2 separate regions of the Homo sapiens genome follow, and region 1 is linked to region 2. Evidence: chromatin loops called from intact Hi-C (ENCODE). Cell type or tissue: chondrocyte. All regions are shown on one strand. Each heading gives the region's core, and the rest is flanking DNA. Links, peaks and the distances in the headings are about the cores only.

The links. Hi-C counts contacts between places; a loop is a spot of excess contacts. Peaks named below come from ENCODE experiments on the same cell type or tissue, not always from the same donor. Only the 100,000 strongest peaks of a DNase experiment are listed, where the experiment ranks them.
Region 1: it touches region 2 in a loop (2.4-fold over the local background); 2 of 110 quality-filtered maps call a loop at or near these places.

What each region holds. Positions count from the first base shown.
Region 1 is chr18:13,902,062-13,907,443 of GRCh38, reverse strand. The region is part of intron 1 of MC2R (melanocortin 2 receptor); the gene reads left to right. Among named protein-coding and RNA genes, the nearest start is that of MC2R, 11 kb to the left of the region's middle. In chondrocyte, for the core only: no CTCF peak of the experiment used is centred there; no DNase peak of the experiment used is centred there.
Region 2 is chr18:14,022,104-14,027,485 of GRCh38, reverse strand. It overlaps LOC124904257 (a long non-coding RNA gene), which reads left to right and starts at 2,962. Exons shown (of 2, transcript XR_007066302.1): 1 at 2,962-3,051. RefSeq lists an enhancer at 1,398-2,221. In chondrocyte, for the core only: no CTCF peak of the experiment used is centred there; no DNase peak of the experiment used is centred there.

The DNA.
Region 1 (5,382 bases), core at 135-5,134, 120 kb after region 2:
GCATTTCCACAATGTTTTCTTCAAGTAGTTTCATAGTTTCGGGTCTTAGATTTAAGTCTTTAATCCATCTTGATTTGATTTTTGTGTCTGGTGAGAGATAGAGGCCTAGTTTCATTCCTCTGCATATGGATATCCAGTTTTCCCAGCACCATTTACTGAAAAAACTGTCCTTTCCCCATTGTATGTTCTTGGCACCTTTGTCGAAGGTGAGTCGACTGCAAATGCATGGATTTATAGCTGGGTTATTTATTCTCTTCCATTTATCTGTGTAACTGTTTTTATGCTGATGCCGTGCTGATGTTGTTACTACGTGTTTGTAGTAAATTTGGAAGTCAGGTACTGTGATTCCTCCAACTTTGCTCTTTTTGCTCCAGACTGCTTTAGCTATTCAGGGTCTTTTGCAATTCCACATAAATTTTAGATTTTTTTCTATCTTTACAAAGAATGTCATTGGTATTTTGATTGGAATTGCATTGAATCTGTAAATTGCTTTGGGTAGTATGGAAATTTTAACAATATTAATTATTCCAACCCATGAGCATAGAATATTGTTCTGTTTTATGGTGTCCTCTTCAACTTCTTTCATCAGTGTTTTATAGTTTTCATAGAGATCTTTCACTTCTTTGGTTGATTTCAAAGTATTTAATTTTATTTGAGGCTATTGTAAATGGGATTACTTTTTCATTTCTTTTTTAGATTGTTCACTGTTGTTGTATATAAGTGTTACTAATTTTTGTATGTTGATTTTGTATTCTGCAACTTTACTGAATTTGTTTGTCAGCTCTCACAGTTTTCTGGTGGAGTCTAAGTTTTTCTAAGTATAACATCATGTCATCTGCAAACAAGGCTAATTTGACTTCTTCTTTTCTTTTTTTTTCTTTATTTCTTCTAAGAAACAAAAATGGGATACATGTGCAGAACGTGCAGGTTTGTTACATAGGTATACATGTACCATGGTGGCTTGCTGCACCTATTGACCCGTCCTCTAAGTTCCCTCCCCTCACCTCCCACCCCCCAACAGGCCCTGGTGTGTGTTGTTCACCTCTCTGTGCCCATGTGTTCTCATTGTTCAACTCCCACTTATGAGTGAGAACATGCAGTGTTTGGTTTTCTGTTCCTGTGTTAATTTGCTGAGGATGATGGCTTCCAGCTTTATCCATGTCCCTGCAAAGGACACGATCTGATTCCTTTTTATGGCTGCATAGTATTCCATGATGTATGTGTACCATATTTTCTTTATCCAGTCTATCATTGATGGACATTTGGGTTGGTACCATGTCTTTGCTATTGTAAATAGTGCTGCAATAAACATACGTGTGCATGTGTCTTTATAGTAGAATGATTTATATATTTTTTTCTTTTTTCTTTTTTGAGATGGGGTCTTACTCTGTCACCAGGGTGGAGTGCAATGGCACAATCTCAGCTCACTGCAACCTCCGCCTCTAAGATCTGGAACAAGACAAGGATTCAAGCAATTCTCCTGCCTCAGCTCTCTGAGTAGCTGGGACTACAGGTGTGCGTCATCATGCCCAGCTAATTTTTGTATTTTTAGTAGAGACGGGGTTTCACCATGTTGGCCAGGATGGTCTCGATCTCTTGGCATCGTGATCCACCCACCTCGGCCTTCCAAAGTGCTGGGATTACAGGCGTGAACCATCGCACCTGGCCAGAATAATTTATATTTCTTTGGGTATATACCCAGTAATGGGATTGCTGGGTCAAATGGTATTTCCAGTTCTAGATCCTTGAGGAATCACCATACTGTCTTTCACAATGGTTGAACTAATTTACACTCCCACCAACAGTGTAAAAGTGTTCCTATTTCTCCACAGCCTTGCCAGCATCTATTGTTTCCTGACTTTTTAATAATCGCCATTCTGACTGGCATGAGATGGTATCTCGTTGTGGTTTTGATTTGCATTTCTCTGATGATCAGTGATCTTGAGCTTTTTTTTTTTTTAGAGGGAGTCTCGCTCTGTTGCCAAGCTGGAGTGTAGTGGCACGATCACGGCTCAGTGCAACCTCTGCCTCCCGGATTCAAGCGATTCTTCTGCCTCAGCCACCTGAGTAGCTGGAACTACAGGCACACGCCACGAAGCCCAGCTAATTTTTGTATTTTTAGTAGAGACGGGGTTTCACCATGTTGGCCAGGATGGTAGCTTTTTTTCATTTGTTTGTTGGCCGCATAAATGTCTTCTTTTGAGAAGTGTCTGTTCATATACTTTGCCCACTTTTGGTGGGGTTGTTTTTTTCTTGTAAATGTGTTTAAGTTCCTTGTAAATTCTGGATATTAGATCTTTGTCAGATAGATAGATTGCAAAAAATTTATCCTATTCTGTAGGTTGCCTGTTCACACTGATGATAGTTTCTTTTGCTGTGCAGAAGCTCTTTAGTGTAATTAGATCCCATTTGTCAACTGTGGCTTTTGTTGCAATTGCTTTTGGCATTTTTGTCATGAAGTCATTGCCCATGCCTGTGTCCTGAATGGTATTGCCTAGGTTTTCTTCTAGTGTTTTTAAGGTTTTGGGTTTTACATTTAAGTATTTAATTCGTCTTGTATAAGGTATAAGGAAGGGGCCCGGTTTCAGTTTTTTTGCATATGGCTAGCCACTTTTCTCCCAGCACCATTTAATGGATAGGAGATCCTTTCCCCTTGCTTGTTTTTGTCGGGTTTGTCAAAGATCAGATGGTTGTAGATGTGTGGTGTTATTTCTGAGGTCTCTGTTCTGCTCCATTGGTCTATAAGTCTGTTTTGGTACCAGTACCATGGTACCGTTTTGGTTACTGTTTTGGTTACTGTACCTGTTTTGGTTACTGTAGCCTTGTAGTATAGTTTGAAATCAGGTAGCATGATACTTCCAGCTTTTTTCCTTTTTTTTCTCCTGTCTAATTGCTCTTGCCAGGACTTCCAGGATTATATTGAACGAAAGTGGTAAAAGTGGGCATCGTTGTCTTGTTCTAGATCTTAGAGGAAAGGCTTTCCATTTCTCCCCATTCAGTATGATGCTAGCTGTGAATTTGCCACATATGGCCTTTATTATGACTTTTTTTTTTTTTTTTTTTGAGACGGGGTCTTGCTCTGTCACCCAGGCTGGAGTGCAGTGGTGCTATCTCAGCTCACTGCAAACTCTGCCTCCCGGGTTCACGCCATTCTCCTGCCTCAGCCTCCGGAGTAGCTGGGACTAGAGGTGCCCACCACCTCGCCTGCCTAAGTTTTTTTTTTTTGTATTTTTAGTAGAGAAGGGATTTCACCATGTTAGCCAGGATGGTCTTGATCTCCTGACCTTGTGATCTGCCCATCTCTTCCTCCCAGACTGCTGGGATTACAGGCATGAGCCACCGTGCCTGGCCTATTATGATTTTTAAAACATTTTGAGTGGGTTTATTTCGTTGGAAGAAGAAACAGGGTGACTCAAAATACAAGCAGACATCTGTGGAAATGAAAAAAAAAATCTACAATTCTTAAAAACCTAAACTCTCTTTTAAGGATGTTATCATATAGAGATCTAAGAAACAGCACAGCTTTAAACATACCTCTAATAGAGATATTAAAACTGCATTTTCATCCTCCTGTTTTTTGTTGTTTTTTAAATTTTTCCTTTAAGGCTGCATTTTTTTATTTTAAAAAATGTACAATTAAGTTATTATTCACTATAGTCACCCTGTTGTACTATCAAATAGTAGATATTATTAATTATTTCTAACTATTTGTGTACCATTAACCATCCCCACCTCCCTCCAGAACCACCCCACACATACACTAACTTTCCAGCCTCTGGCAACCATCTTTCTACTCTCTATGCCCATGAGTTCAATTGTTTTGATTTTTAGATCCCATAAATAAGTGAGAACATGTGATGTTTGTCTTTCTGTTCCTGGCTTATTTCGCTTCCATCCATGTTGTTGCAAATGACAGGATCTCATTATTTTTATGGCTGTAAAGTACTCCATTTTGTATATGTACCATATTTTCTTTATCCATTCATCTGTTGATGAACACTTAGGTTGCTTCCAAATCTTAGCTATTGTAAACAGTGCTGCAACAACATAGGAGTGGAGATACCTCTTCAATATGCTGATTTCCTTCCCTTTGGGTATATATCCAACAGTAGGATTTCTGGATCATATGGTAACTCTATTTTTAATTTTTCAAGGAATCTCCAAACTGTTCTCCATAATGGTCATACTGATTTTCATTCTCACCAACAGTGTATGAGGGTTCCCTTTTCTCCACATCCTTACCAGCATTTGTTATTGCCTGTCTTTTGGATATAAACCATTTTAACTGGGGTAAGATGATATCTCATTGTAGTTTTGCATTGCATTACTCTAATGATCAATGATGTTGAGCACCTTTTCATATGCCTGTTTGCCATGTGTATGTCCTCTTTAGAGATACATCTATTCAAATCTTCTGCCCATTTTAAAAATCAGATTATTAGACTTTATCCTGTAGAGTTGTTTGAGCTCCTTATATATTCTGGTTATTAATCCCTTGTCAGATAGGTAGTTTGCAAATATTTTCTCTCATTCTATGGGCTGTCTCTTCACTTTGTGGGTTGTTTCCTTTGCTGTGCAGAAGATTTTTAACTTGATGTGGTCCCATTTGTCCATTTTTGTTTGGGTACCTGTGCTTGTCGGGTATTACTCAAGAAATTTTTGCCCAGACCAATGTCCTGGAGATTTCCCCCAATGTTTTATTGTATTAGTTTCATAGTTTGAGGTCTTATATTTAAGTCTTTAATCCATTTTTATTTGATTTTTGTGTATGGCATGAGATGGGGTCTAGTTTTGTTCTTCTGCATATGAATATCCAGTTTTACGAGCACCGTTTATTAAAGAGATTGTCTATCCCCCATTGCATGTTCTTGGCACCTTTGTCAAAAATGAGTTCACCATAGGTGTCCGGATCTGTTTCTGGGTTCTGTATTCTGTTTCATTGGTCTATGTGTCTGTTTTTATACCAGTACCATGCCTGTTTTGGTTACTACAGCTCTCTAGTATAATGTGAAGTCAGGTAATGTGATTCCTGCAGTTCTGTTATTTTTGCTTAGGGTAGCTTTGACTATTCTGAGTCTCTTGTGGTTCCATATAAATTTTAGGATTTTCTTTCTATTTTTGTGAAGATCATCCTTAATATTTTGATAGGGATTGCATGGCTGTGGGTATGTTGTGTATAGCTTTTATTATGTTGAGGTATGTTCCTTCTCTACCCAGTTTTTTTGATGGTTTTATTATAAAGAGATGTTGGATTTTACCAAACGCTTTTTCAGCATCATTGAAATTATCATATGGTTTTTGTCCTTCATTCCTTGATATGATATATCACATTGTATTTTGCATTGGTTGCATATGTTAAGCCATCCTTGCATCCTAGGGAAA
Region 2 (5,382 bases), core at 318-5,317:
AGAATTTAGTCACCAGCTATAAGGAAAGCTTGGGGAAAAAGTCTCTGAGTGGCTACATGACTAACATAAATTTGGGGATTCAATTACTGAGGAAGAAGGGGGAAAAGATATTCTCTCCCAGTGGGGGGAACATATTTTACTATGTTCTTACTTATTTTGTGAAATCTTTACAAATACGTATTCACATATTAGTTTTATAATAAAAGTAAATAAACATAGAAATTTGGGTGAAGGAAATGAGAATTGAAAGGAATCAAACCTGACCTTTATTTTCTCATTGATAAGGTGAGGTTGATAATGAAAGAATGTGTGTGAGTTGAGGAGTTTGGTGAGTAGGAGACAAGTATGGAGCAGCTTTATGGGGACTGTGCAGGAGAAGTTTTGATGCACTTGTAGGACATTAGTGTTCCATGAGATGCATCAAAGCTGCCTCTGCTAAAACTGAAAATGGGTGGTCTCTTCTCCATTTACAGAAAAACATCCAGTTGTTATTTATAACTTTTGCAACTCCAAGTTTCTCCAATAAGTGAAGCCATGGGTACCAGCTGCAACTTGCCCATTGGCAAGCATGGGAAGATAAGAAAACAATAGAAGAAGCAAAGCACAGACTCCTCCAAAATAACTAATTGTTCTTAGTTGATATCTTTCCTTTTTTATGGAACATCTGACTGTGGATGCTAAATTAGATTGCATTTGTTATAATATGTTGTTATAAACTTCAAGTAAAATTGCTTCCAAGTTATTTGATAGAATTAAATATTTCAAAGTTTCCTAATATCAGGCAAAGAGCATGGCATTTGAGGGAGAGTGTGATGGTGCTGGAGTGCTGAAGACTGTCAACTAGGCAGAACATGAATACTTCCAAAAGAGGATTGAGCTGACCATCTGAGGCTGGAAAGTGCAAACGTGTGAACAACTCAGTCAAGACTTAGATATTCCCAGAAAAACTCAGTGCAATCAAGGAAAGGAACAAGAGACATTGTGTCGTGAGTGAGAGAGACAAGCAGCTGTTGTTGAAGCCACTGCATTGAGCTGTTTGTTATGCAGTTGCTGAATAATACAGACCTCCTGCAGCCCAGCAGGACTCCCTCCCCACTTTCCCCTGGCATAAGTGTGCGATTGGATGAGTAAGACAAATGTGGCAGAAGATAAACAAGGGTGGAGGTGGTTATGAAATGTTCATTAAACTGTGGTGAAAATTGAACATGAGTTTCAGCCTGGAATGAGAAGCATGAGAAACCAGGAGGGGACCCGCAGTCTGGGAAATAGGGGCAGTATAGGAAATGCTAGGTCCCACGCACACACATTCAGAAATACCATGGCACTGGGTGCAATGTAGAAAACATGAGGCAGGGTGAGGGGGTACTATATGGTATTTGACAAGAAGACCAAGAAGTGCCCAATCCGTCTTGGCCCTGTCCTTTGCAGGAGGTTTCCCAGGGAGATCTAGGAATCAGGAGACAATGGAAAATGGGGAAATTAAGTGGCATTTTATTATTAACCAACCTTGTAACTGAAACCTCACTTCCGAGAACTCTGGTGGTTGGACTAAAGCACGGGGCTTAAACCCAAGCTTTAAGAGAATCTCCCTACCTCCACCTACAAACACACCTCTAGGTAAAAAGCCCTGAGAATATACAAATGCAAAGTGCAAAAGCCACAGGGAGCAGCTGGCTCTATACAGGCCCAAGAAAGAGAACAAAAGAGGAGAGCCCTGGGATGTCACCTGTGTGTCCTTGTAAGACCCTTACCATAGGACTATTATTGCCCTAGCACTGTGAGACCAGTGCTATCTAATGAGTATTCTGTCTCTTGGGGAGAAGAGTTTGAGAACATGCCTTCCCCTAAAGGCCCATTGTCCTCTTGAATTCTGTCAACCAGTGAACTTATTAGCCAAGCCTATGTTTACCTCCCTTGTGGGTGTTCCCTTTAGGGTAGGAAATGCTGATGTCCAGGGAAGGCCTGACCCTGCCTCCTAACTGCTGGTTCCTCATCCAGCCCAGCACTCTCTGGGAGCCAGCCAGGGCCAATGAGGCCAAGCACAGGTGTTGTTATTTAGGGTCATTCCAGGCCACTTCCTCCATGCCACTCCCCTTTGAAGTTATGCCCAGCTACATTTAACTAAATCACCACAAAGGCCCCTCCCATTATTCAGTTCTCCCAGAGTAATTAAATATTCACAGAGCCATTAAAATCCCAATAACAAAAATCCCTCCCACTGTTGCCACAGGAAAACAGAGTCTGCTAATTAAAATTCTTAAAAACAGAGATTGGTATCCAGAATATCTTAAAGTAAAATTAAGTTTTTAAATGCTAATTTTTATTATTAGTCTATATTAATCTCATTTTGTCATCATTTCATTCAAGCCTCTTTTTGGCATCTTCCCTGGAAGTATCTGCCTAAGATGCCTTTCACAGGAACAAGTGCCTTCATCCCAAAGTTAGATTAAGCCAGTCCTCAGTATAATCTGTTCACTACCCTCCCAAATTCTAAAGCGACATCAGCCTCATAGGCTTGAAATATAAGGACAGGAGCTTTCCAGATAGCACAGCAGTTTATAAAGGGGTTCCCCTCACCTCCTACTCTTGTCCTCCAATTTTTGTGCCCATAACTATCTTACCACAAGGTAACTGCCATCAACCTTAAATCAGTGTAGACTTAGAATTCATGAGAAAGAAGAAGAGTGAAAAGAAAACAGTTTTCTGTGCACCTGTATAAGAATGTCAGATGCCCAGAATCCCCAACTCTGGACGTCAATGCAATGGAGCTGTCTCCCTTCCTAAGGTGTATTGTTCCTGGAGCTGGCACCTGGAACCTTTCTAAGTTCCTGTAGAATTTAGCTATGTGCTCTGCTGGCGCTCCTGGAACTCATTTCTCCCTTTAGTGCCCACTGAATGTATTGAAGGCATATGTGTTTCACTCTGCCTCTAAGCCCTGTGTTGTCATTGCAGATGGACTGATGTGCAATGCAGATGCAGATGCAATGTCATTGCAGATGCAGACTGGGCTGATTGTGAACCTGTGTCTAGATCGGAGCTTCCATGCCTCTTGTAAGTAGGGCTGTCCACATTTACAAAATGCATCTCTCCAAGTAACTGTCCCTCTCTTGGTCTCTTCCCTTGACTTCTTTAATTGTTACAGGATACTTAAACATCTCAGCCTGAGCCAGTGGCTGCCCTGAAATGTTTGCAGCTCTGAACTGTGGCAGTCCCCTGACTCTGCCCTTCCTTGACTCACATCCCTTTTAGCTTATTATAAAGTTTCCCGATTCTGTGCCTTCAGAACACAGGGAGGATCCACCCTGTGCTCATTTGTACTCTTCACCAAACCCTCGCCATCTCCCTGCTTTTTCATTTTCCATGTCTCAAGCAACTTTCTGAACAGCAAGAAGCAATCTTCATTTCTGCCACCTCTTATTCTATAGCAAGGGGTTGTGCCCTCACTGGTCATTCTGAATCTTCACCTATGATTTGATCACATGGGAGTTGCTAAAAAAACAAAACAAAACAAAACAAAAACACTGATGCTCCAGCCATGCCCCAGATAAATGGAATCAGAATCTCTGCAGAAAGGGATCCAGTAGTCAAGGGTAGTTTTTTAAGTTCTTCTCCCGACTCCAGATTGAAGAAGTCAGAGAAATCTGGTATGAAAAGTGTATCTTTTGGTCAAACAGGCTTTGTCTACCTCACTTCTAAGAGTAGCAGCCTTTCACCCTGTGACTCTCCTGTAATGGTCTCTCTGGATTGCCCGGCAATTCACCTATTAGAACTCCTGTTTACTCAAGGAGTAACCTCCTCTTTGGAAAAAGTCAGTTTCCAGCTCAAATATAGAATCTAATTAGTAGGCACCAATGGGATGTGAGTGTATGTCTATGGGAGGCTTCTTGAAAACGTGTCCTTGTCCTAAAGAAAGAGATACTGAGAGGATAGCCCCTCCTCTGTCTCTGGACACAGCCATTGCAGGCAGCCCTGCTGGAAGTTTGGCAGCTGTCTTCGCCACCAGGAACCTGCTGTAGGTCAAGCAAACACATTGGCAGGATGGAAAGAATCGAGTCCATGAGGAGACTGTGGATCTAATGGACTAGGCAATTCTGGAACTATCCTGCCTCTAGACTGCTCAGGGAAACCTAGAGGCACTTTTGAAAGCAGGACAAAGAAAACAGGAGAAAGCGAAGCATCCCTCGGAAGATGCTTTTGCCAGGGGACATTAAGAACCAGCAGTGATCAGCTTTGTCAAGCTCCTTGCTCTCTAAGCCTCCAGTGGCAACCAGATGTGTAACAAATTAGATTTTCAATCACGTCCCCAGTCTATGCTATTTCAGATTATGTCTTTATCATTTTCTCACTCCCACCTTCAAAATCTATTGAAGGCAGCATGTGCAGCAGTGCCCTGGGTATAAAAGTCATCTTGTCCAGCCAGAAGGTTCTAAACTCTGAATAGGGCTACTGGCCATTCTCTTTAAATCAAAACTACCTTTACCCAGACCGGAAAAATAAAATCAAACACTACATTTTCATCAATTTAGAAATTAGTCCATTTCATTTGCTTTCCAGAATTCTCTTTGTGTTTAAATCATCTTCATCAAGCTTCTTGCTCTGTAAGCCTGAGTAGCACCCAGATGCATAACAATTTGGATTTTCAATCATCCTCATTTACTACCAGGGAAACAGGTTAAAAAATCAAGACATTCAATAGGGTAATTTTACAATGCTGCATTATTTTAGTTAAAATAATTATCATGGTTTTTAACAAACTAAAAATGAAGATTTCCACTTTATACATACATTTATTTGTAAAGCTATAAGGCTTGCCTTCTGGGACCGTGAAAATATATTAGGCATGTTCACATGTATATAATCAGCTTTGGAGACATTTCAAACTGTAAAGACACTGTTGAGAACTTCTTGATTATGCTTCTGTTAGAACTAGCAGTTTCCCCACAGCAAAGCATGACAGTTGCACAGACTGGAAAAGTTAGAAAATGCCTGATTATTATTTTTAAGTCATTCTTCCTGGTAAAGCATGATTTTAGAGACATTGCTTTTGATTTCTTCCTAGAAACAGAATTTTGGCATGCCACTCTGAAACACAAACATAAGTCAAAAATGAAGTATTTCATTATCACTCAATGTTTTGGGTCACAGTCATCAAATACGCCCTTATTAGCATTGGGAAATTACTAGTGTATGTTGTGAATTTGTTTAATGCAAACTTATGAATCCACATTAAAATACATTCATTTAGAAATATTTAGAGAAGAAAACCTCTCAAATGATTAGGGAAAATATTTAAAGAGGAAAATATTTGGAAAAACTCTGTTTTATGTTTGTTCCCCCCAGTTTTGGCAATTGTTATCTTGCTTTTGCTATTATTCTGGAGCT